2 separate regions of the Homo sapiens genome follow, and region 2 is linked to region 1. Evidence: chromatin loops called from intact Hi-C (ENCODE). Cell type or tissue: A673. All regions are shown on one strand. Each heading gives the region's core, and the rest is flanking DNA. Links, peaks and the distances in the headings are about the cores only.

What was found. A loop is a pair of places that touch in the nucleus more often than their neighbours do. Peaks named below come from ENCODE experiments on the same cell type or tissue, not always from the same donor. Only the 100,000 strongest peaks of a DNase experiment are listed, where the experiment ranks them.
Region 2: a loop joins it to region 1, with 7 times the contacts of the local background. A loop is called at or near these places in 6 of 110 quality-filtered maps.

The regions. Positions count from the first base shown.
Region 1 is chr5:54,234,750-54,251,101 of GRCh38, reverse strand. The region is part of intron 1 of ARL15 (ARF like GTPase 15); the gene reads left to right. Among named protein-coding and RNA genes, the nearest start is that of ARL15, 68 kb to the left of the region's middle. In A673, for the core only: a CTCF peak has its summit at 7,438; a DNase peak (open chromatin) is centred at 7,421.
Region 2 is chr5:55,144,241-55,149,240 of GRCh38, reverse strand. CDC20B (cell division cycle 20B) reads left to right here. Exons shown (of 12, transcript NM_001170402.1): 3 at 2,385-2,613. Among named protein-coding and RNA genes, the nearest start is that of GPX8, 13 kb to the left of the region's middle. In A673, for the core only: a CTCF peak has its summit at 2,468 (motif pointing right); DNase peaks (open chromatin) are centred at 2,490 and 2,970; H3K27me3 peaks cover 1,763 bases.

The sequences.
Region 1 (16,352 bases), core at 4,370-9,369:
CAAATTAGCAGTGTTGTGTTTCCTTCAGCTTTTCCAAGCCATGCTTAATAATTAGGAAGATAGGCTGATTCAATTTAATATAGCATCTGATTGAAAGCATTTGAAGTTAGATTACTAAATATAGTAAAACTATATTTAGTTAAATAAAGTTAGCCTGTCACTGTTAGGAGGTGGACCTTGCTTTTTATAACTTCTTTCAGAGAGTGAATTGTGTTTCAGGTAGACTAAAATGGTGACCCTAGTGACCTTCACTGTGCCTACTTGTAAGTCTAGATCTCTCCAGAGCTGGGTTGTTCTGGGATCAGAAGATGTGGGATTTCCAGTTAGTTTCACAGCCAACATGGTTCTCCCTCCAGGCTGCCCCCAGGACCTGTGGACTCTGCTCCATCTTCAATGGCCCTTTGTCACCAGCTCTTGGTGTTTTTTTTGGTCCCGTCCCTACTACCCATGTCCCTGTACTTCTCCCTCTCTCCACCATCATGTCTCTCATCAAGACCACCAAAATCACAGACCTTCGTCTCTTAGCGACCTTCATTTCTACTCCTCAGAACTTACTGAACCTTGTTCTTCCCACTTCAGAGACTGCACAATCAGGTATTTTCTTCTCCAACTTTAACTAAACTTGCTTCTCATCATCATGCTGATTTTGAAAATCTGATCTCTTTCCTGTTCTCCAATTCTGTCAGCCTCACCCAAACCTGCTGCTTTTATTTCCCTGCTTAGCCAGAAGCCCTGTGATATGGTTTGGGTGTTTGTCCCCCCAAGTCTCATGTTGAAGTGTGGTTCCTCGTGTTGAAGGTGGGGCCTGGTAGGGGTGGTTGGATTGTGGGGGTGGATTTCTTATGGTTGATTTGATGCTGTCCTCTTGGTGCTGTCCTCATGATAGTGAGCTCTCAGGAAATCTGGTTGTTTAAAGGTGTGTGGTGCCTCCCTCGACCCCCACCTCTTGCTCCCACTCCTGCCATGTGACAGGCCTGCTCCCTGCTAGCCTTCTGCCATGATTGTAAGCTTCCTGAGACCTCACCAGAAACAGATGCCAGTGCCATGCTTCCTGTACAGCCTGCAGAACTGTGAGCCAATTAAACCTCTTTTCTTATAAATTACCCAAACTCAGATATTTCTTTATAGCAATGCAAAAATGGTCTGACACACCCTATGACCAGTCATTGAATATATTCTCCACAGGACCCTTGAGATGCAGTCCCAGGCACAGCCACTCTAACTCGGTTTTTCTCCTGGCAGGCTGCCAATTGCTGTGTGACAGAAACTGCTATAGCCCTGTTGGCTGGCTTTGATACTGATTAATTACTTACAAGCTCTCCTGGCTCCTCTGTCGTGCCTTAGGAATTCTGTGTATTCCTCAGACAACTAGGGATTGATTTCCTTCTTTTCTCCTACAGCTGTTAAAGTTTTTTTTTTTTTTTTTTTTGCTCTTAACCACAACCACACTTCTCCTTTCTTACTCTCAGATATGACCTCATGAACTCCTTCACTTAGAAACTAGAGATGGGAATTCTTGCACTTTTACTCTCCTTCAAGTGTTTCTGTATATTGTTACCTATCTCTCTCCTTCCTTATTCCCAAGGTTAATTGGTTACCTCTACTCTTCCCGTTCCCTTCTGAACTTTTTTCTCTGTTATCTTCACTTCCTCTTATATCTTCTTCTGTCTTTCCTTCTTCGTTGACTCAAGTATCTTCTATTCTGAAAAATACCTTCTCTGCTCTATTTCCCTGCCATTGCACATTTGACTCTTCCTTCTCTTTACTGATGGACTTTCTAAAAGAGATGTACATAGAAAGTTCTACCTCCACTTTTTTTAGCCAACTGCAACTGGGTCATTAGTTGGACTCTACTACCTCAGCTCAACTAATTTTATATGCATCCACTTCTTTTCAGCCCGCATCCTGTCTGCCAAGTTATGATACTACTGATCATTTTTCCTTTGGCTTCCATAATACGCTATCCTAATTTTTCTTCTAATTTTTGGGTTGCTCTTCTTCTGTTTCCTCCACTGGCTTCTTTTCCATCACTGATTCTTTTTTTTATTTTTTATTATTTTTTTTAGAGACAGGGTCTCACTGCAGTGCCCAGGTTGACCTCAAACTCCTGGGCTCAACTGATTCTCCCACCTCAGCTTCCCAAAGTGCTGGGATTACAGGCGTGAGCCACCACACCCAGCCGTCAGTCTGGTTTTTTAAGTATTACCAGTCTCTCAGTGTTCCATGCTTGGCCTTTTTCTCTTTTTCTGTCTTGGGGAGTGAATTCATCTATTCCCATGACTTGCTTCCTTTGAATACTCATTAGTTCAACATATACACAGCTAGCACCAGGCACTAACAGTTCAGAGATGAGCAAGACCAACTCATTCAGCAAATATTAAAGAACACCTAGTATGTGTAAGACATTGCTCTGATGAGCCAGACAAAATTCTTGCCTTCATGGAACTTACATTCGAGTAGAGAAGACCTACAATTAGCAAATAAGTAAATGAAAGAATGTCAGATGGTGGTAAGGGCTCTGGTGATTAATAAGGCAGTGAGAAAAAAGAGTGTATGGGATGGGAGTCAGAGAAATTTATTTCCCTGTAAGGGAAGAAGCTATAGGAGTAAGCCATGCAGACAGTGGAGGGAAGTCCTTTCTAGGCAGAGGAGACAGTATTGCAAAGGCCCTGAATCAGAGCAACCTTGGTTAGTAAGTGAACAGCCAGGAGGCCAACTATGGTTGCAGGAGAGTGAGTCCGAGAAAGAGAAGATGGAGATAGGTAAGGTTGGAGGTGGGGTGGGATAGGATGGTGAAGAGAGATGGTCTTGTTGGTCATGGTAAGAGATAGTTTTGTTGGTTTGACTTTGATTCTGAGTGAGACAACCCTCATGACCTCTCAAAACCCAGTTATTTCCCAAATGCTCCATCTTCAGAAACCATCACTCTGGGGGTTGGAGCTTCAACATATACATTTGGGGGGAGATACAATTTAGTTCATAGCAGGTTACTAGAAGCCCTCCATTTTTGATGGTGTATTAAGAATCTGGTCTTTACCATCAGCTTTCTTCCCTTTATTGTTCTTAATTTTTTTTTAATCAAATATGCCCTCATGTTTCAGAGACCCACTTCCAAAGCTAGGAATTTTTGTCTTCGTGCTGTAAAAAAGCTCCATCATCTTTTTCTCCTTCACATTCACCAGCTCTCCCCATTCATGGAAGTTCCTCTGCTGTTGTTAGGTTTTTATTATTTCATTTTATTTTATTTATTTTTTTCTGTGATTTGAGGTTTTCATTTTTATAACTGCCCAACCTGACAAGCATTTGTCCATAAATTAGTATGTTATATTGAGTAAGGATGTTCTATACACATCAAAAATACGTTGCTAATGTGATATTTGTTTCTCTCATAGACTCACCTGTTCCATTTTTCAGATTTTGAAGGGGAATTTTTAGCTGAATTTAAAAAATATGAAAGGACTCTTAATGTTATCTCACAATGTGCCTTTGTTTCTAAACGTGTTCGGGTTTTTTTTTTTTTTTTCTCTTCCTTTCCTCCCATTCTTTGTGTTTTGGAGTTTGAAAACAGGGCTTTGCAGAGGAAATGGGACAGTGACATTTGTTTTTTGTTTTGAAGTTGTTGAGTTTAGCAGAGTATGCGTTCATAGGGTGTGAATTGCAGGATGTAGTTCTGGGGTCCTCCCTACCAGCCGACCCCACATCAAGGTTATTCTGGGAAGCCTTATCCAAAGCCGACTATAAAATATGGGGCTGAACATTGTCAAAAGGCTAAACAGGAAACAGACATAAATAACTATTCAATCTTAATTCAGTCCTAGCTACTTTCTCACACATATTTTATAATGTGTTTTAAAAAACAATTTCCTTAAAAAAAAAAAACAAAACTTTAACTCCTTAATTTCTAGGTTACTTTTAATAGGAAATTATTCATCTTCATGACTATCCAGTGGCATCATCCCTTTGGCAGAGGGCAAATTACATTCAATAATATCCAAGATACAAAAGAAATTTTTGGAGAAAACAAAAATGCAAATTATTTTAATTTGAATTATTTATCTTAGAGATTTTATCATGTACATTTATACAGTCTTTGCTGATAAGGAGCTATAAATCCAATAACTGTAGCATTTCTCAACCTTTTCATCATTATGCTTCCCCGACCATCCTGGGCTTTTTAGACATTTTTTTCTTAATCACCCTCTCCCTTATGACATTTTAATACCACAGAGATACTGTGTATATGTTTTATGTACTCTGTGTGTGTGTGTGTGTGTGTGTGTGTGTGTGTGTGTGTGTGTGTGTGTATGCATGCTTTGTATATAAAAAGAGGTTTTGCCTCTTAAGCAGGAGGTGGTGAGAACCTAAGCTTGATGAAAACATGTGAATAAAAGAAAAGTTACTTGAACTTGGTGATGGTCGCAGGAATAGAGAGAAGGGGGCAGTTTCAAAACACATGTAAGAGATAAAAGCCTTGTCTGTGTATCATGTGTGTTGAGTCAGGGAGATGAAGGAGTGGTGAGGTAGATTCCCCGTCTCTGGCTGGGTGCCTGGGATGGTGGTGGGCATGAGGTGCTGTGAAGTGGGATAGAGAATTTGGGAGGAGGAACATGTTTGGGGGAGGTTAGTTTTGGACATGTTGAGTTTGAGGCATCCATGGGATGTCCATGTGGCTTTGTACAACACATAGTTTCTGTGAGAGTCTGAAGCTTGGGGGATAGGTCGGGGCTACAGAGCAAGAGCTTTGAGAGTGTCTTCTGAAATGTAGGGAGTGGGCAAGTTGTCGGAGGGATCGTGTAGATGAGAATAGCTTCATGTTAGTGAAAAGAAAACCCAGAATAAGGGCGCATAGAGGAGTTTGTAGACCCTTATTTGTGAAGTTTACCTTAAGGGAAATATTTTAATTTGACAGAGAAAAAGAACAGGAGGAAGAAGGGAAGGCAGTTTTGTTTCAAAAAAAAAAAAAGTGAGTGAAGATCTTTATAGACTTTCTAGGACACACCTAATATTTCTGGGATATTGTTATGATTTAAGGGATTAAGGCTCAGAAATCTATCAATGACACTTCCCCTGGGTGGATATACAATGAAGAACTGACAAAAGGGTGCAGTGTTGATAACTCTTTGAACTATTTTAATTACCCTGTGAATTGGATACAATATTATCAGAAAGGGGCTTACCATAGAATTATGATGGACTTCAGAAGTCCACATCCTAGGCCAGGCACAGTGGCTCGTGCCCGTAATCTCAGCACTTTGGAAGGCCGAGGTGGGTGGATCACTTGAGGTCAGGAGTTCAAGACCAGCTTGGCCAACATGGTGAACCCTCGGCTCTACTATAAATACAAAAATTAGCTGGGCATGGTGGCAGATGTCTGTAATCCCAGCTACTTGGGAGGCTGAGGCAGGAGAATCACGTGAACTCAAGAGGCGGAGGTTGCAGTGAGCCAAGATCGCGCCAGTGCACTCTAGCCTGGACAGCAGAGCAAAACTCCATCTCAAAAAAAAAAGAAGTCCCCATCCTGATTTCACAGAGCAAGAGTGCTTAGGACCCAGGGAGCATTTTTGAACTTGCCTGAAGTTACATCATAGCCAGTCAGCAGTAGCACCAGCTGGTACCTGAGTCCAGATCACCAAGCTTCTGTTTTGTTCTTTTGTTAATACATCAGATTGTCTCTTTTAAGAGATTTTAAAAATTAGAATTCTGTTAATTCAAAAAGTGTCTGCTCATTTAACCTGAAAGAAGTTTTTAAAAGTTTTCACTGAAGTCTGATTTCTGCCCAGTTGAATAAGGCAAGCAAGGTGTGACTATTTGTTTGACACATACTATTCCATAGATTTTCTTTTTCGTAATTCCTGCTAAGATTCAGTGGTTACTAATTACAAATCCATAATTACTAATTTCTTGTGATTATTATAAAACATTCTTAAAGATTTCTTTGAGAGATTATTTTAAAGAAGTAGGATAAAGGAATAGAACATTATCATGAAGTTAAATTTATAAAGATGTCAGGAGGGAAGATTGAAGTTAATGCAGGCAGCCCCAAACATAATTATACCCAGACAGAAGAATATTCCTCTCCCGCTGAATTGATTCTGGTTACATAAAGAAAATTTACTTGGGATCATTATTAGAGTATTTTCTTCATTTTAGAAATAGCACACATTGAAAATTAATATTGATATTAATATTAAAATTATACTTTTAATTTTAAAATTTTCAAATTTAAAAATGCTGAAAACACCAGTAGTGCTATTAATTTTTAATAAATGCTGATGATTAACCTTCTGATGTTTTTTTTTTTTATGGCTACCTTTTTCTTTGTTTACGTAATGTGTGGAATTAGGGAAATCATTAATGGTGATAATGATGGGGAGGGACAGTGCTGGAGAGAGGCAGATAGTGTCCACCTTGGACTCAATTTCCAGAGCCTGGTAGAATGGCCTTTCTATCAAATTGCATTTCTGATTTGAAAGCCCATTACTTTATATTTATAACAGGAAGTTATGGTATTGCTGCCAGTCTAGATGATTCTTTAGCTTGACCTTTATTGTGTTTGATTTTGTGATTTCACCTTTTTTTCCCGTTTTAGAAAAACTTTTGGGTGTATACAGGAGAGAATTCCTTCCCGTGTTTTAGGGAGTGGTATTAAAATACATTCATTTTGTTCAGTAGTTCTGTTCCATACTTCCTACAGATAAAGACCCTTTCTGTGTGATTGTGAGACTTTTGAGGTTGAGCGTGGTTTCTCTAATGGTATTTGACATGAAAAACTTCATAAAATTCATGAAGCTACTTAATACACAGGTCTGTGAATTACATTAGTTTGTCAGTTATTTTTACACACTCATTTACTAATATGAATAGTACAGGTAGTGGGTGTTTCTCTTTTGTAAACTATTTTGTACATTATTAGTTATGGGTGAAATCTAGAATTTTCACTTATAGGGATGCTATTTTAGGGACTTCTTATAGAATGATAAAATTGTATTGCTGAAGGAAACGTTCATATTATTACTTAATCTAGTTTTGTCATTTTATGGAAACAGGCCCAGAGAGGGAAGATGACTTGTCTAAAATCTAAGAATTAGAGATTTGTGCATAACTGCTGGGATACTTGCTCTTTGATCGTTGCTCAAATTCCAGCCCATACTTGCTCAGTCCTAACTTTGAGCTTCTTTAGAGATTGGTCCGAATCTCTCACCCTTACATCTTGGACAAGGTGGCAACAGTCACTGCAAAATTTTGTGTGAAATCTCTAGATCTTAAATGTCTGTGACAAATGTTAAGAAATTGTGTGTCAAGCAAAATACTTTAGAGGCCAATGGGCCACATGTTTTTGATATCAAGAGATTACACACAAAATTTGTTTTCTAGCTTCTTTTGAAAAATCAGAATTGGGAAGATGTATTCATGAGTGACTGCTGCCCCCTTTGGTTGGGACTCGTTCCTTCAGGTTCATTACATGGTCATCAATAACCATTTCCTTGGTCCCTGCTTTTGTCTTGTCTGGACTCTAAGCATTTGAATTTTTAGTATTATAAGAAAACTTAATACTTTACTATCAGTCACCACATACATGTGTTTCTATCTGTACTACGACTTATTAAAAGCCTTTTATCAATAGCCTCCATTTTGGAGGGGGGGATTTCAACTGGTGCCTAGACTAGCAAGGATTTGTTTATAACACAGTCTGTGCTTATGAGGAGAATACAAAGGGCGGATAATTTCAGCTTGTCAGCTTGAATATGTTATATTTATACAAATAACAGGCTTTTGAGTTTTCCTAGATTACATCTATTTACAGAAGGCTGTAATCAAGGTTTAGCAGCATATTTTCAGGAATTCTTTGGTGCATATTTTCTCAAAAGATACTACCAGGACAGTTTCATGACACTAATAATAGTTTTATAGAAATGATTTGTCATGTTGTTTTTAATGGCCTGCCACCTCCTTTTAAAATCTTTTTGAATCTGTCTATTCCTAAGCAGGTAATAATATTCTATTATTGTTGATACTTGGAGATGTAATCTTCAAATAATTAAATGATTCAAAAATTGTTGTAGCAATGTTTACAGGAGGATGTTTTTCATACTGGGACAGGCAATCACATTTTTATGTTGGTAAGATTGTCTACATCTAGGGATTGGTATTCAGATCTTGATTTATATTCTCTATATTGAAAAGGTATGAGCAAAGAGATTTTTTTTCCTTTGTGCATTTTGCAATTTTAATTTCATTTGGAATGCTCTAAGGAGGTGTGTTCGTTATAATTTTTGTTTGCAGCCCCAAACTGTAAACTGACCTAGGAAAAAAAGGGGTAAGTGCAACTTTAGGCAGTTCTGTATTCAGAGGCACGAGCGACATCATTCAGTTGACTTGCTTACCTAACCCCGTTTTCAGGTCCGCCTCATTCTATGCTGTCTCCATCTTCAGAAGAGGCTTCCCTTCCTGGTGGCAAGATGGCTGCCGGGAGCTCTGCGTTTGCATTCTGGCCTCTCAGCAACCCTTCCAAGAAAATATTTGTTCCCAGTAGTTTCAACAGAAGTCTTATTCTAGAGTCTCATTTCCTCTGATTGTCTTGGCTTAGGTTATGTGTCCTATTCATGAACAGACCCTGTGACCAGGAGGGTGTATGAGACTATGATTGGCCAGGCCTACATCCATGCTTATCTTCGGAGTTTGAGGTTGCTCATCCCGGCCCAAATCACGTGGACTGAGTGGGAGTAAGTGGTCCCCTAGGACCAATCAAGGCACTGTTGAAGAAGAAAAGTATAGAAGGCCTTTCCCTATGCAGGATTGTAAAAATACTTCCCTATATATTCCCTAAATATTTGTTATTATTGCTGTTATCATTATTACTTTACCATTTAGCCCTTCAAACCATCTGGATTTAACATGTAACTTATAACTTAATTGTGTGTGTGTGTGTGTGCGTGTGTGTACGTGTACAGGTTAAAAGTGATGCAGGAGAAGAAGAGGGGCACATAGGTCCCTCAGGAGGCATTGCTGGGCCATCTTGCTAATCGAGGCAGGTAAGGACACCGTGAATTGGGTGTTTACCCAGGCTGTGTGCAGTGTTTGACTAGGTCATTCAGCCCGATTTCTGCCTTTGTATGTGTCTCAGGCTATACGTGAGGCTATTCCTTTATACTTCTGTCAAGTCCTTTATGACTTAGATATTAAGATTAGCCTTAAAAGAAATACAGATTCAAAATTATTGCTCTAGTTGGTCCTCAAACTCAGTGGATGACAGAGCCCCCAGAAGTTATGGCATTCTTTCTGCAACATCCTGAAATCTTGAAAAAGGAGAACATTTAATATGACTTTTTGTCCATTTCAAGATGTGCTCATGTTTTTTAAACCTTAGGTGCTTGCTACATATCTTGTCTACACATGCCTATTATATAAGGAATCGGATTCAACACGGAATTATATAATTAGTTATTTTTAAGATGACCTACTCTCATGAGTCATAACAAAAAGTTGAATTATGTTGAATGTATTCTACTTAAGAAGGTAGCAAATTATATAATAAACACTATTATTTTACCTTTCATTGAGAGAGTATTATTTGAGAAGCACATTAAAAATCATGTGGTCTTGGAAAAAAGAACCTATGAGTAACTATAATTATCTCTATAGGTAAAGAAATAAAAGACAAAAAGGCTGAGTATATTACATTTTAGAAAGAATATTCTTATGTAGAGTGGTTTATTTCCTTATGATTCTGAATAATAATGACATACAGGGTGATATTTTTACTACCACAACCATTGGGTGAATTATATTTAGATTACTCTGGTAATCTGGATTAGGGATTTTTTAGATGTTAGGTTTTTTTAGGTAATCTAGGTTACCAGGGTAATCTAAATATAATTCTGGTACTGGTTGTTCTGCTGGCTTATTTTTTCTTTCTTTCTTTATGGACAGAACGGTATAAACATAGGCAGGCTTATTTTTAGTAAAATAGTTAAGAATTGGGACTTTGATTAAGTATCATTATATAGTATTAAGCATCATTAATAATTCAGAAGTTTGGAGACTTTGTTAAAATGACTGTTTATTTATTGTCAGATTACTGATGGGATGTGAGTAATTTCAGAACTCATTTAGTACCATATCTAACTAGTACCAATTGAGTACTTTTTATCTGAAATGCGTGGGATCAGAAGTGTTTTGGCTTTTGGATTTTTGCAGATACTTTAACCGTTTGAGCATCCCCAATTCAAAAATCTGAAATCCCAAAACCTTCAATGAACACTTTCTTTGAGTGTCATGTTGACGCTCACAAAATTTTGGATTTTGGAGCATTTCAGATTTCGGAGCTTTGTGGATTTCGGAGCTTTGTGGATTTCGGATTAGGGATCCTCAACTTGTATTTTGAGAGGATTTCAAATCATGAGAAGGGTCCTTATTGCGAAGGCCAGTCTTTCACATGTTCACCCAGTTTTTTGAGTGCCTGGCACAATGCTAGGCATTGAGGATTTGATGGTGAACCAGAAACTTCCTAGTCTAGATGGCAGGGAGTGGGAATGGTGTTGGTAAACTCCTAAACGAACACTTGCAATACAGTATGTTAGGCAACACAATCTTTTAGGTGTTGTGAAAAGGACATAAGTAGGTTTCTGTGCAAGCGTGGATCAACGATACTTGATGTACCTTACAGTGGGACTTTTGATCCTTTTTAATTCTGCAAGTGTCCCCACTCTACCTGCATGTATACTCAGACATGTGCTTGTGGAAAATATTTTTTAATTTGAAGTAAATTAAAATTTTGATGATTTAATGACACCTTTTGAGCCAACTGATGACTTGAATATTACAAAGCAAAAAAAAAAAAATTATTGGCGATGTGTTTTTTTTTTTTTTATTTTTGAGATGGAGTCTCGCTCTGTCGCCCAGGCTAGAGTGCAGTGGCGCGATCTCGGCTCACTGCAAGCTCCGCCTCCCGGGTTCATGCCATTCTCCTGCCTCAGCCTCCCGAGTAGCTGGGACTACAGGTGCCCGCCACCACACCCGGCTAATTTTTTGTATTTTTAGTAGAGATGGGGTTTCACCGTGTTAGCCAGGATGGTCTCGATCTCCTGACCTCGTGATCCGCCTGCCTCGGCCTCCCAAAGTGCTGGGATTACAGGCCTGAGCCACCGCGCCCGGCCGATGATGTGTTAGAATTAAGTTCTACTCTCCAGTGAACAACAGTTCAAACAAGTTAGAAAGTTATTTCTGTCCCAGGGAAACAGACTTGCAGGTAAATAGTCTAGGGCTAGTATGGGGATTCCTAACCTTCCAGGACCCAGCCTCCCATCTCGTTGCTTCACCATCTGCAATGGTGGCTTAAACATCATTGTCCAAAATGGTTATTTGAGCTAAAGCCATCACTCCCACGTTTCAGACAGTAGAAAGGAAGAAGAGCAAAAAATATGCCCCCATTTTTTAAGGAAACATTCTAGAATTTAACTTCTTTTTGTCCTCATATTTCAGAACATAGACATATGGTCACACTTAACTACAAGTGAGGCTGGAAAACACATAAGCCTATGTACTCAGTTCTCTCACTACAAAAGAGAGGAGAATATATATTGGGGAACCCCTGGCAGCCTCTTCTACAGGGACACAGACTCCCTTATGCCAATCCAGAGAAACCAAAGACTTACTGAGCATTTCTTTGAGGTGATTCTTTACTCGTGTAAGTCTTAAGTGTATCATCTTAGCTACACTAACAATTGGGGGGTGGAAAAGAGTCTTTTCCAACTGATACATACCAATATTTTACTTCAGAAGAGATACCTGAACTGTATATTTCAGATGGCATTTTTAAAATCCAATGCCTAGGATAATAGGGTTAGTTACTTTTCCAAAAAAAAAAAAAATGGCATTCATAAAAGCCTTTTCCCTTGCCATTGCCCAAAGATAAGTCAATTTCCTATCTATTAATAGTTGTACAGCTAGTCTGTCTTTTTCGGATGTTATAAATTGACCTAAATGTCGTTTCCACCATGGAGGGTGCTAGAGGGATGGAGTCAAACACCTTTGATTGTAGAGTCAGAGGACCTCATCTGAGTCTTGATTCTGTCACTCACTAACTGCTGTATTACTTAGAAGAGTCATTAATGGCTTAGTTCCCCATCAATGACTATAAAAGTGGCACCTTGGTATTTTACCTCAGGATGATTGCTATGGATTAGATTAGAAAACTCTAACTTGAATGTCAAAATGAGTTCATTTCATCTCGGTCTTTGCCAGTCGTCAACATCAGGCCCCAAACCTTTGACAGAGTCAGTCTACCCTGAGTCAAGCGTTCCTGTTTCTGAGGATACCTTTTTAGCTCATGAAATGAGTTGATTACATTCTTTATTACAACAACCTGATCTGTTTCCTTTGCGAGTGATTTGGAAAACACTTTTCATTTAACTTTTACTCAAGGTTTTTCTTGTTCTTTGAAGTGACAGTTGGTCTGTGAAGTCGGCTTAATGTCAAAGTCAGGTTATTGAGTCAGCTGCTGAAGAATATAAACTTAAGATGGCTTTAGAGATAGCCACTCATTCTAGTGCTCTATGTTCCTAAAAAATATTCTCTGGCGGAGTGATACAGGAAGAAAGGGGCATCCTGCGAGACTCAAATTCACAGACTTGACTTGGAGCTGGTTTTAGAAGTCGGGAAGGTTTCACTCACCGTCGGCTTCCTCAGGGTTCCAACGGTTGCTGGGTTCTTTATTATTCTTATTGTTTTTTGTGATTGTTGTGTGTATTAGGGCCAGGTTTAGGCTAAAGAGTATTTCAGGCTCAGAAGCTGGAGCTAGCAGTGCTGGGGTCACGTGCAGTGTTTCCAGGGCACAAAGGGTCAACCCCTGAATCTGGGCTTATAAAAAATTGAGTGACTTTGGCATGAAAAATTAAGTGACTGGGTTGCTCCCTCGTTTTCCATTCCCATTTTGTTTTTTAACTTTGTTAAACTCAGGGGTGGGGTAACCATAATGCCAGGAAGGATGTTGGGGAGTTAGTGATATGGAAAGAATGGTCAGATGCTTTCCTTCATCCTTTGAATGCTCTTCCCTGCCCCTAAAAATATAAAGATTTAAAAATTATTATTATAGTAAACGTCCTCTGGTACTCTTGTGGATTTGTTTTTTCTATTTAAAATTCAAATCCCAGTGGAATTATTTTAGAGTAAGTAGTGAAGTAGGGATGCAACTTTGCTTTTCCCCCTCATATGGTTAGTTGGTTGCCCAGCCCCATTTGGTGAGTCATCCATCTGTTTCCCGCTTTTTGACATGCTACATTAACCGTAGATACGACAGTGATCATTTTTGGCTAAAAAATTATTTTTGAAGGTTTGGCAAATTCAAGACAAATTCTACAAAGGATCACCCGCATTTCTTCTAGTCAGCTGAAGTAGTGCCCTCAGGTGGTAACAGTCTTAAAAACACAGTTTGCATTCTCTGTGCCAGGTTTCAGATTGTGTTATTCTTGATGCGTTTTTACTGACTTTATTAATAGTCTTCTTTCCTTTTAAATAGACAATACTAATTTACATAAAATGCTACTGCTTTTTGTTATTCCCTGTATGTACTTAGATGTATTCCCCCTTTTTGGTGTCTATATTGATCTACCTGTCTGATCATGCATTGTCAGCATGCTGTTTCTATTAAGATAATTGTATAATGTTCTAATACTTCAGGGTACTTCTCTACCAATAGGGAAGTTGTATTAGTCCATTCTCATGCTGCTAATAAAGACATACTAGAGACTGGGTAATTTATAAAGAAAAAGAGGTTTAGTGGACTCACAGTTCCACATGGCAGGTGAGGCCTCAGGAAACTTACAATCATGGCAGAATGGGAAGGGGTAGCAAAGGCATGCCTTGCATGGTGGCAGGCAAGAGAGCATTTGCAGGGGAACTCCCCTTTATAAACCCACCAAATCTCTTGACACTTATTCACTATCACGAGAACAGCTGGGGGAAAACCCACTCCCATGATTCAATTACCTCCCACCAGGTCCCTCCCACAACACGTGGGGATTATGGGAGCTACAATTCAAGATGAGATTTGGGTGGGGACACAGCCAAACCATATCAGAAGTGAAAAGAGTGGAAAAGGAGAACAAACAATTCCTTTGTACACATCATTTTCACTCATGTTCCAATGATGTCGTACGGCCATACCTGGCTGCAAAGGAGTCTGGAAACTGCATTCTGTAGTTGAGTGGCTATGTGTCCAGCTAAATTTTATTCACAAGGAAGATACCAAGGTTCAGCATGCTCTGGTGGGACACTTTTCACTTTAGACAAATGTCTAAATACAAATATTAATGGAAGTAGGCTTAAAATAGATAAAAGATTAAAGAGTTTTAATTACTTGAAGAAAAGAAGGATTTTGTTTAAATGAATGTATGCACTGGGCAATATATGATTAGAGAGTGAAACACTGGCACATTATAAAGGACCAGTAGAATTTCACAGAAGTGTTGCCAATAGAAATTTATTTTTGGCCAGTCTGCTCCATCTACCTAAGTTGTTGACTTGAAGACATTGTGTGTTCAGATTAGAATGACAGACGAAGCATACATATTGTTTCTGTCTTTTTGCGTCTGATGCTCAAATTAAAATTGGATGAGTATGCTCCTTAGTGGTTGTAGTTTGGTAATACTACTGATTTGTGTGTGTGTGTGTGTGTGTGTGTGTGTGTGTGTGTGTCTGTGTTTAGTTTCAGTTCAACTCGGCCACTTCCAGTTGAGATTAATAAAGCCAGTTATTCACTTAAAGTACCTGTACCCACCAGGCTGTATGGCTGAGGCTAGATCTATAAAAACTCAAAGCTAGAAAATGCTTCCATAACTATGACAGTATCTCAGCACTTCAGAAATTATAGAATTTGAGAGTTTAAAAAGGAACATAGTTATCCGATCAGACACTATCAGTTGGAAGGAGTAGCTATCTCTGCCAGAGTTTAAAAGTGGCAGAGAGGATTTTATATACCACTTCAGCTTGCATTATCATCAGAGGAATCAGACATTGTGTTCTGGTGATAAAGCCATTTAAAAAATTTTCTTTTCCAGTCTAATGATTTAAAAACCAAATAGCTATATCAAATTTCTTATTGTTACTCAAACCTTTTAATGTCCTAGTTGATGAAATAACAATTCCCATTTCATACAGTTCTTTGAATTAATTATAACTGTAATTTCCTTAAAAATTCCATATTTGATTATTTTGAATTAAAAATGCTCACAGCATCTTAACAGTATAGAAGTATAGTCAAATGCCCTTCCATTATTTTTGCTACTAATGCATATTCCTTGCCAGAAATAACAAATGTTAATACTTTACTATAGCCCGGGGTGGTGGCTCACACCTGTAATCCCAGCACTTTGGGAAGCCAAGACAGGCAGATCATTTGAACCCAGGAGTTCGAGACCAGCCTGGGCAACATGTTGAAGCCCTGTCTCTACAAAAATTATAAAAATTAGCTGGGTGTGGTGGCACATGCCTATATTCCCAGCTACTTGGGAGGCTGAGCCCAGGAGCAAGGCTGCAGTGAGGCATGAGCGAGCCACTGTACTACAGCTTGGGTGACAGAGCGAGACCTTGTCTCAAAAAAAAAAAAAAGGTTTAACTATAGAATTAACGTGCATATGTGCTCATAAACATGGGTACACGTGCGTACATTTTTTAAAACATAAATTAGATCATGCCACCCGTTATTCTGTGACTACATTTTTTAGTTTAACCATATATTTCAGACTTCTTTCCATGTCATTACATTATTTTATCTGATAAGGTTGAGTGTATTTTTACACTGTTTTTCTTATGTCATCCTAGAGAAAGATGCATAGAATTAAATCCTTTTAACATTAACATACAGAGTTAAAAGTATACCCCAAGCATTGGTTCTTATCCTTCAAAGGTCCTTTTTCAGATTTTGTGAAGGCCATTGGAATGCCCAGGTTGTAAGTTGAGTGTAGTTTTAATATTTGGAAATTGAACTAATAATAATCCCAACTTTATCCATGTTAATGCTTCTATGTATTTAAAGTTATAAGTAGTTAATAAGACATAATTTGAACAGATTATTTTGGATAGCCGATGTATAATCAATTCATAGGAATTTAAGAAAGAAGTTTTTTGTGTGTGACCTCAGGTTTACTTTTGCATTTAGTTATGAACTACATTCAAACTAGATTTGGTTTCACATTTTCTTAGCTCTTTTAAAAACATATTATCAAAAAATTAAAATTAATTTCCCTATGCTCATATATTATTATTTTATAATCTGAATTTTCTGGGACGGAGTTGTAATTCTTCTGACAATCCAATAAATTTATTTTGTGTTCTGTGAGCTTACAAGTCCACTA
Region 2 (5,000 bases), core at 1-5,000, 900 kb before region 1:
TCTTCGCATCCTTACCAATGCTTATTAGTTTCCATTAAAAAAATTCTAGCCATCCTCGTGGGTGTGAAGTGGTGCTTTGGTGTGGTTTAGTTTACATTTCCCTAATGTATGTCATTTCTGATGGCAGCAGAGCAGTCCCTCTTAGAGATGTCCTGTTAGTTTGCCTAGTCAGTTCTCCACTGGTAAACACTTAGTCTCTGTCTCACATCTTTTTGTACTTACAAACATGTAAAATGCAGTACACACCCTCATGTTCTCAGTTGAGAGCCTGGACTCTGGGGTCAGACAGGTGAGCCTCAGGTGTGGCATCGCCACTTACTGTGTAGTCTTGGACAATTCACTTGACCTCTAAGCCTCAGTTTCTTCACTGATAAAATGGGCGTAAATAAGATCTGCTTCACAGATGTTTCTTAGGATTAAATACAAACGTGTAAAACCCTGTACATATGGTTTCATACATAGTAACTACTCAATAAATGCTGGATGTTTTCTCCATCTTGGCTCATATCTTAGATTTCTTTTTTCTTTTTTTGTTTTTATTTTGAGACAGGGTCTCACTTTGTCGCCCAGGCTGGAGTGCAGCAGCGCCAATGCGGCTCACTGCAGCAAGCAATCCTCCTGCCTCAGCCCCATCAAGTAGCTAGGACTACAAGTACACACCACCACGCTCAACTCATTCTTGTATTTTTTGTAGAGACAGGGTTTTGTCTTGTTGCCCAGGCTGGTCCCGAACACCTGGGCTCAAGCAATCTGCCTGCCTCAGCCTCACAAAGAGCTACGATTTCAAGCATGAGCCGCCACGGCCGGCTGATTTCTTTTTTAAATTCTTAGAGGTGATATTGCTGGGTCAGTAGAAGTTATGCACATATATGAAGGCTTTTGACGCACATTGTCCAAAAGTCCTTTCCAGATACTAATTTAACCTCCACAGCAGTGTATGCCAGTGTTTGTTTTTGGCACCTTCAACACCAGGGATTGTCACAAAAAAATTATTGCTAACATCTCATTGCTGTTTTAAATTTGCATTTCTTTGATTGCTAGTGAGATTAAATATCTTTTGGGCATTTATATATCTCTTTTATGAATTGTCTTTTTAATGTCCTATGGCCCAGTTTTTCTGTTGAGTTGGTAAACTTGTCAATTTCTATAAGAGCTCTTTATGACTAGGATTTTAATCTAAATTGTCTGTCATTTTATTAAAAGATAATTCCAGTTTGTCACTTGCATTTTAATTTCACATGGCTACATGGGATGGTTCACTACTACAGGCTCTATAAATATCAAACTCCTGGTGTTTCTTAGAGAAGATGGACAGATGTTGAGCAAATCACTTACTTTCTCTAGGCCTCAGCTTCCCCATCTGTGAAATGAAGGGTTTGGACTAGAAAATTGCTGTTTATATCCAGATTTGAAATTTTATCATTTCATACAAACATCTTGCATGTTCAGTACATAGTGTTATATCATATGTCATATTTTACACTGATATGTAATGGTAATATTTATAAATGTAATTACTCCCTAAACTACATTGGTATACCTACAGACCCTTGAGCAGAGGCTCTAAGTAAGTAGTGGCATTTTGGTGTTTTTTAGATAGAAGAAATATATATCTATTTTACATATAAAATAATATATTTCACATATAAACATAAAAAAATAACATTTTACACATAAATACATATAAAAATGTAACAGTTTACACATAAATATATAAAAATACGTAACATTTTTATATATAAATACATATAAAATAACATGTTTTATAAATATAAACATAAAATATAACTTTTGTATATAAATATCAATATAAAAATATATAAAATATAACATATTTTATATATAAATATAAATATATAAAACATAACATACTTATGTTTATATAATATATAAATATATAAAACAACATACTTATGTTTATATAATATATAAATATATAAAACATAACATATTTATGTTTATATAATATATAAATATATAAAACATAACATATTTATGTTTATATAATATATAAATATATAAAACATAACATATTTATGTTTATATAATATATAAATATATAAAACAACATATTTATGTTTATATAATATATAAATATATAAAACAACATATTTATGTTTATATAATATATAAATATATAAAACATAACATATTTATGTTTATATAATATGTAACTATAAAATATAACATTTTACGTATAACTATATACAAAAATATATACAAATATATAAAATAATATCTAGGTTACAAAAATTAAAAAAATCTCATTATATATATTTTATTGGTGTTGTACTAGATGAGTCATTTGTAATTCTCTTATAGGGAATTTTTACTTTTGCATCACTGAGGCCAGTGGACTTACAGCTGTTTTTGTTGTTAAACAGGTACTCGATTCAGTTAATGCTACGTATTCTGACTTTAAGAGCAACTTTGCGAAGAGGCTGTCCGCAGAGGTTCCTGTTGCGAGTAGCCCCATTACCACAAGGTGGCAGCAAAGTCAAACTAGGGCTCTGTCCTCTGATTCCTTTGGGGAAGAGCAGTCAACCACCTACCTCCCAGAAGCTTCCGGATCAGTGCTGAAGACACCGCCTGAGAAAGAGACCTTGACTCTAGGTGAGGTGCCCCAAACGCCACAGCCCCGTTTTGCAACGTGAATAAAAGATATATTCCTGAGAGAATCTTTGTCTTGTAGAACTAAGGAGTGTCACTTTGAGTCAACTCTTTTCTCTTTTTCTCCCTTTGAATAAGAAATTTCCAAGGTGGGGAGAAATGACACAAAAACAAAGGAAAGGTACTGTATGTGTTTAAAAACAAAAACAAAAACAAAACTTTAGACAAATTAAATTTTACAAAGTTAATTGTGCAAAGAACCGTTGGCCAATGGGCAACCAGAGAGCCACTCCATGTGGGGGCGGGCAGCATTTATGGATAGGAATTGGAAGTGCGTAGGAGCCGGCCTGATTGGCTACAGCTCAGTTCGCCTTATTTGCACGTGGTCTGATTAGTTGGCCGCCTGTGATTGACTGAAGCTCAGCTTCTGTGATTGGCGGAGACTCAGCTAAGTTAGGCTTTCAGTTAGTTTACATCCCAAGTTAGGTTGCAGTTTGAGATGTAGGGACTCATCCTACATCCTCAGGCAAAATTTAGCTTAATTTTAATATGTTTTTGAGACTTGCATTGGTTAGATGATTACTTTTGTAAAGATTGTATGAATGTATATGTATATATGTATATGTACACATACACACATATATATGTGCTTTTGTTTTGCAAAGTATAGAATTTTAATGACTGGTAAGGTTACTGGTATACAGAGTCAGAAAAAATTATGCGTTAGTAATGGAATAATCAGATGTGAAATGGAAGAAAAAGACAGAAGCAGGAGAGAATGAGAGGAAGAGAAAGTAAGAGGAAGGAAGCAAGAGAGAGGGATGAGGGGATGGATGGGGGGAGAGAGACAAAGAGAAAGAGAGAAGAGAGGAGGAGACAGAGGAGGAGGAGGAGGAAGAAAGAAGAAAGAAGAACCTCCAAGAGTAGTAGGGAAGAAGAAGAGGGAAGGAAAGGAGAGTGAGAGACAGTCTGATGCCTATGTTGGGGCAGAGATGGGGGAGTGGGCTCCAAACCACCAGTGTGATGGGCAGGATCCATGATCAACCTGCCAGAGCCCCGAAACACAAACTCTCTTTCTGAAATATGTAATTCTCATTTGGGCACAGACATTTTCATTCCCATCCTTCAGAAGCAAAATTTGCCACCTATCATCAGCTGATGTAATTCCCATTCTTTCTTTTGAGAATCCTAGGCAACATAATTCTTTTGACTATCAGCGTATTTATTAAGACAAATGTTAATAGAAGTGCCAACTCTTTTCAATGACATCAGACATGATGATGCATTGCAGTTCTGCAGATTGAAAGGGAGCCCAGATTTTTTTCAAATCAATGAAATTCCCATGTAACGACAGGCTTTAATACTGAAAGTATTTAATAACCGAGGAGGGAAGCAGTAGGAGATAAAGGGTTGTGAAAAACATTGTTATGACTATCTTCTGAAAGAAATCTTTTGTATCTCATTGCAATTGAGGGACAGTTTTGATGCTGATTGTTTTTGGAAGAATTTCTGGCTAAAATTAGGGGCTCCCTTTTACTTTCTAGGTTCTTAATTAATTTATTGATTTTTTAAAAAAGTATGACATTGTGTGAGAAATTCAGAAATCAGATATTAACAAAAAGGATTTTACAAGAAAGACCATTTTATTTTCTACTGAAGTTAATACTAGGGATTAATCAGATCTACTGGTTTCTCAGTGCTTTGCTAGTGGGGTTTCTTTCTTTTTGTTTTAGAAGAGCAGATACTGAAGATCCTCCCATTCCAAAGGGACATTTACAGAGAGGTTCATTTTCAGTCATGCTCTGTGGACAGAACCTGAGAGGTCCCTTCTTTCTTAGGCTGATGGACCTGACCTCTTTGTATATAACTGTGATGATTGTCAGTACTAGCCTCTGACTGCAACTTTTTCTTTCTCATTTGAAGTTCTGAGAGCTGGCTTTTTCTCCCCTGTACACTTTTACAAATAGCACAAGAAAGCAAGCATGCATAATTTCTCAGGACAAAGAGCAAGATCTAAAACTTTGACCAGCATTTCATATTTTTATCCTTCTTCTCCCTAAATGTAATATATATTGCTTAAATTTTGAATGTCCCAGTACTTAAGGTACTAGGCTCTAGGAACATTAGTGAGAATTTATCAAGCTCATGGTTGTCCAAATGAAGAAGAGATTGTCACATGGCAAAAGGCTAAGATTTTCCAATGGTCCCTTGGCTCCTGTGATGAACAAGTGATATGGCAGATATTTAGTTTTAGAGAATGACTTGACAGGTTTCCAGGGCAGTTGAAAGTCTGGTAAAGGGCTTTCTCAATCTTGAGAAGAGAGTAGATAGGAATAATATTGATGCAAGTAACATTGACCCTTCTATTACTTTAACTTAGAAAGTATTTC